2 separate regions of the Homo sapiens genome follow, and region 2 is linked to region 1. Evidence: chromatin contacts called from ENCODE Hi-C or POLR2A ChIA-PET data. All regions are on one chromosome and are shown on one strand. The core of a region is the stretch at or near the end of the contact, and the rest is flanking DNA. Distances in the headings are between cores, read along the strand shown.

Evidence for each region. A loop is a pair of places that touch in the nucleus more often than their neighbours do. ChIA-PET counts read pairs that join two places held with the same protein, here RNA polymerase II (POLR2A). Pooled maps may share reads with other maps.
Region 2: a loop to region 1 is called in a map of OCI-LY7, with 19 times the contacts of the local background. The contact joins the promoter of GEMIN8 here to the promoter of MSL3 in region 1. A Hi-C loop is called at or near these places in 3 of 168 maps with a recorded cell type or tissue (B cell, OCI-LY7 and naive thymus-derived CD4-positive, alpha-beta T cell) and 10 of 50 pooled maps. POLR2A ChIA-PET finds 5 or more read pairs at or near these places in 1 of 52 experiments (HEK293).

What each region holds. Positions count from the first base shown.
Region 1 is chrX:11,756,787-11,759,486 of GRCh38, reverse strand. It overlaps MSL3 (MSL complex subunit 3), which reads right to left and starts at 1,250. Exons shown (of 13, transcript NM_078629.4): 1 at 1,122-1,250. The coding sequence starts at 1,223. MSL3-DT (MSL3 divergent transcript) reads left to right here and starts at 1,404. Exons shown (of 2, transcript XR_007068393.1): 1 at 1,404-2,700. RefSeq lists an enhancer at 803-1,097 and silencers at 951-1,330, 1,341-1,490, 1,511-1,710.
Region 2 is chrX:14,028,545-14,031,244 of GRCh38, reverse strand. GEMIN8 (gem nuclear organelle associated protein 8) reads left to right here and starts at 1,353. Exons shown (of 5, transcript NM_001042479.2): 1 at 1,353-1,468. RefSeq lists silencers at 1,013-1,152, 1,187-1,386 and enhancers at 763-1,263, 1,264-1,764.

The DNA of each region.
Region 1 (2,700 bases), core at 1-2,500:
AGAGCTCTGGGAGTTGTAGTCTCCTGGGCTCCCCTATGTCCAGTGCCAGGATGGCTAGCTGGAGACTCTGGAATCCCTCCCTGTTGTGTCCCTAGAGGGAACAACTAAAACTAATGATGGGGCGTGCCCCCCCCCCTCCGCCCCGAGGAGGCTGGAGGGCGAGGAGAAAGAGGGATAGCAGACGCGGTTAAAAGACAGGAGCAGCAGGGGAGGGAACTGAAGGCAGAATATGCTCATCCCTTTAGGGATGTCCTTTAGCATCTCTAATGGACAGAGCTGTCCAGACATCGCCAAAGACACACCTGGGACTGCCCCTGTCCCTGCCGCCTAAGGCTTCGCCCAGGTGGCCCTAGGAACCCAGGTCTCTGAAATGAAAGCACCTGGGTGCTTTCCTTGGGGATCTGGGAGACCTGGTGCCAACTCCTGCCCGCCACCCAAATCTGAGGAGCTGCAAGATGTGGCTCAGCTCCCGGAGACTTAGGTGGACCGGCCCGGGGCGCGATTCCCATCAACTATGGTCAGACCCACGTAAATCCTTCAGAGTTTGAAAACGTAAATGCTGCAAGGCCCTGGGGTACGAAAACACTGGGCCAACCTTGCCCTCGGGATGGGGTTCACGGCCTACAGGCGGGATGGGGCCTAAACTGGACTAGGGTCCCAGGGACACAACGTCGCAAGTCAGCGGCCAGCGCCGTGTAACTATGAATTAGAACCTGGATCGGACGGCCAGGGCGTCCCACAGGAGCCCACCCGGCACCAGGCCGCACAGAAGGAGACATTTAACGCGAAGACAGAAACCGTATTCGAGAAGCCTCCTCCCTCAGCGGCCACCGTTGCAGTCGGGGGCGCAAACGGTAGCCCCGGTAACGCGACAAAGCATGGGCGAGGCTCCCAACCGCGCGTGCGCCGCCCGGCCTGACGGAAGGAAGTGGAAGCATCCCAGACCCCGCCCCGACTCCCGGGCGTAGCGCCCTGTGAGCGCCCCCTGCCGGCCGCACCGCTCCTCGCAGGCCGAGGAGCCCGGCCGGTCCCTCAGCTCCGCGCGGCCGTCCGCCCCCGCCCCCGCCCCCGGTCCCGGGTCCCCCAGCCCGCGCCTCCTCCCTGTCCCTCCGCGGCGGCACCTTGGCATCGTACAGCACTCGCGCCTTGGTGGGGTCAGGCTCGAAGCACAGCACTTTCTCCCCTGAGTGGAATTTAAATTTCATGCCCTCGCTCGCGCTCATTTGCTCATCGTGGCGGAGGGCGAGGCTCCGGGGCGGGCGGAGCGCGCGCGGTGGGGGAGGGCGGGCGGGGGCGGGGAGGCGGTGCGCCGTGGCCGGGGGGGGCCGGGAATGGCGGAGGCTGCGGCCGCCCCGCCCTCGGCCCCTCCTCCGCCCGCCCCGAGCCGCTGCCGGGACCTCGGAGGCGCCTGGCGCGCGCGCTCCCGCCCGGGCGCGTCCCCGCACGTCCCCGCCGGGGCTCCGGGAGGGGTGCGGGCGGGGAGCGCGACCCCCTGGCCAAGGTCTACCGGCAGGACGTCTCCCGTCGCCCCCATGGGAGAGGGTCCCCGCGGCCTCCAGGCTGCGCCCACGTGCGCGCAGGGTCGTCCGTCGCCCCGAGCGCCCGCTCTCCGGCCCGGGCGTGGGAGGCGCCTAGGGAGAGAGAGAGCCGGTCTGGAGTAGGCACCCGGCGGCCGGGAGGCTGGACGGCGTCTGCCCCCAAGAGCTCCCTGGCCGTGCGCGCCGCGTCAGCCCCCTTGGCAGAGCAGCGCGCCGATGAGTGTGGCCACGCTTGGAGAACGCAGCGCTGGAGCTGGCCCCAGGCGGGCAGTGGCCTCGGGCGAGGGCAGAAGGGCACTCCGGGCTGTGAATAGAACACTTGCTTATCCCTTCAGAGGACAAGCCGGTGGCAGGCCTGGAGCCCCCAGTGACGGGTTGAGCAGTGGGCAGCGAGGCAGATGGGTCCTTAAAGAGTAGCTGACGTCTTCAGTGTCAGCTTCTAGCGTGGCCTGACAGCCCCCAGCATCCCCGGAATGCCCCCCACGGTCTATCTGCTCCAATAGACTAAAAATTCCCTAAATAGAAGCACCCTTGAGGCCGCTATCAATATGGTACCTGCACAGAGTGGATGTTAAGTAAATACTTGATGAGCGAATGACAAGTGATGGGAGACTTGAAGGACAAACTTCCAGGGACAGGAAGGACAGTGCTGGGCTTTTTCTTTTGAGTTTTGGAAAGCCGTTGGGCAGTGTAATTACTGGATTAGGACCGGGCTGGAGACCAGCTTCCAGGCTAATCTCTGCGGACCTGGTGAACTTCCCCTTCTCTGTTCTAGCCTCCAGAAAGTTGCATTTGCTTCCCCTCTGCACGCTTCCTTCACCAGGTTCCTGGTATACATCCTTCACATTTCAGCGTGGGCATGCCAACAGAAAAGCCCTCAGGCTTCCCAAGATGAATCATAAAGCCCTGAGGTGTTCCCTCCCAGGACTCTGCTTAACCCCTTTCTTGCATGTACCACTGTGCTATAGAATGGGTTGTTCATTTGCAAAATGACCTCATTAAGACAGTAAGCTCTTTGAAGCTGGGGGTAGGGGTCTTATCCAATTCATCACGGCGTATTCGTGGCACATAATATGGAATGAATGAACAGATTGATTTAGGAAATAGAACCCACAAAACTCAGTGGCCAATTGGATGTGAAGGAGAGGGAAGGAGGAATCTT
Region 2 (2,700 bases), core at 104-2,603, 2.3 Mb before region 1:
TTATTGTCTATGTTCTACACAAAAGATTTAATTTTATGAGCCCCAAAACTGTATTGTTTACTACTGTGTATCCGGTAAATAGAATACCACGGTACAATAGAAATGCAATGCATGCCACATATATAATTTTAAATGTTCTAGTAGCCACACTAATAAAGTAAAAAGATAAAGATCAAATTTTAGTCTTTAACCTCAATAGTCCTTCTCTAAGATGTTATCACTATAAAGAAATTGAGGTATTTTACATTCTTTTTCTCATTCTTCTTCAAAATCTAGAGTGTAATTTACCCTTACAGTGTATCTCAGTTCAGACTACTACAATTCAGGTTCTCAGGGCCACATGTAGTGGTTACAATGGACAGCGCTAACATAGAATACTTGGCACATAGCCGGCATCCAGTAAATATTTGTTAAAGTTAATATTCTTCTATACCATTTTAATTCTTCTGTAGTCCAGGAATAATACAGTAATGTCACGTCATTAATACCACCCAATTGACTTAGCCATTTCCTTGTTGGGCATTTAGGTCTTTTCCAATTTTCACTTTTTAAAATAATTCTGTAATAAACATCTATCTGGTTCGTACCTGTTTTTCCTTGGAATAAATTCCCAGAAAGTATTAAATATGGTAATTGCCCCAGAAATGATATGTCACGTAAGACTTCTAATTGTTTATGCTTGGTTCTTGTTAATGACTCTTGTAATGTTAACAGGGCAGGTATTGCTGTGATGGTTATAATTACAAACATATTAGTACTAATGTTTTGTCTGCTGCAATGCATCAGGCACTCTGCATTAGGTTATGCATATCTTATAGATGAGACACACGAGGCTTGGGGAAGTTACAAACTTAGCACTGGACTCGCACTCAAACTGAGATCTGGGTTAATCTATTTTCAAAGACTGGGTGTTTTACGCTGGGACAAATTAAGAAACTAAAACTGTTTTAGTTAAGAAAGAAAACAGAAAGGAAGAAAGAAAAGGCTAAGTAAAGACAAGGGAAGGAAAACGAAGAAAGCTGAGGAAAGGACAAAAAGTTAAAGGCTGGAAACCCGGGCGGTGCAGAAGCGACCCTTATCTCGCCGGTGCAGAAGCACCGTCCGACCCCCGGCGCGGGTGCCCGCCACAGTCCCAGTGCCCCGCCCGGTGCAGCTCCCTCTCCGCCGGCCCCGCCACCCGCAGCCATCCCACGCCTGCCGCCCCGGCGCTCCACTCGGGGTAGCCGATTAGCAGGCAGCTTCCGGCCTCCAGCACTGCACCGCCTGCGGTGCGAACGTGACGTCCGCGACACAGGGGGGGACTTCCGGCGCGCCGCGCCACGCCACGTGTTCCGCACCGGAAGCGCGCTTCCAGTCGCCCCGGCAACAGCCGCCTCCCTCGCGTCCCCCACTCCCCCTCTGTCTCTCCAAGGAAAACTAGGCCCCTGCGCGGCCAACGCCCAGGATCCGCAAGCTGCGCGCCCACGAGGTGACTTCGGGGACGGCTGGGTTTCCTTTGGGGAGTGAGGGAGGAGCTTAGACGCCCCGGGCCCTGGCTTCTTCTGATGCGCAGAGAGCCGAGGTCTTGGACGTCACGTTGCTCTCATAATTATCTTAATCCCGCGACAAAAGGTGGGGCCGGAGGCCCATGAGATTCCTAAATCATTGCAGGTTAATTGTGAGAGGGGACCAGTCCCAGAGGCTCTCAGCTCTGCAGTGCTTCCGAATCACTGGACGACTCTTTAAGAATTCTGATCCCCGGGCCCCCATCCCGGACCAATGAAATCAGAATCTCTAATAGTGGGGCCCTGGCATCGGTAGTTTTTAAAGCTGCCCAGGTGATTCTGGGGTGCCGAGAACCACCGTGTTAAGGTCTGTAGGTGAATTCGGATTTTGCCCATCCAGTCCAGTATCTGAATAGAAGATCGCCCAGGACAGCCACATACTTGAAGGATGTCTAGGATATTGCCCTCTCTGCTCAAAAATTCGGGTTTCTTTCTTTTCTCTTGCACTTTAACCTCTGCAGGAGGTCAGCTTTTGGTGGGAGTTATCTTGAGACATCTGGCGCCTACAGTTTATGGGCCTTGTGTCTCTGCCCACTTATCAGTAATGAGCTGTAATTGAACCAGTGGCCAACGAAGTGCATTTTAGCTCTGAAATCTTGATGTTCCCTTAGTACAGATCAGATGGTTCTGAACAATTTTATTTTTTTCAGGAATGATGTTTTTAAACTCGTTTGACAGGCTAGGCTGTGTATTCAGCTGTTCTTCATCTCAAATCAGAACAATATTACTTAAAAAATCTAGACTAAAGATTAGTAACGCAACACTTCTAGGATTATTTATGCTCACAGCCCCCATGAATTGTAGGATGAGAGCTACCCTTTAAAAATACTATTTTTGCTAGCATAATTTATCGGAATAACAGTCTCTTTGTAATTTCAATGTGAACAGAAACCATATATTTTTAAAGACTGCTGGTTAGTAACTTGGAATAAGCATAACTGAAAGCAAGTTCACAGGTGTATAAATCCCCTCTGTGTGTTCATTGCTGTGCTGGGGAAGTATACAAACTAAAGTTCCAGAGAGAAATGTTCATTCTGAAACTGTTCTATAGATGGTGATTAATCATTTTGGGTTTTTTTTTAAAGGATAGGGTGAGATGAGAATGACGGGGGAAAGTTTTGAACAGTTAAGGCTAGAGTGTAAATTGGAGAGTTTG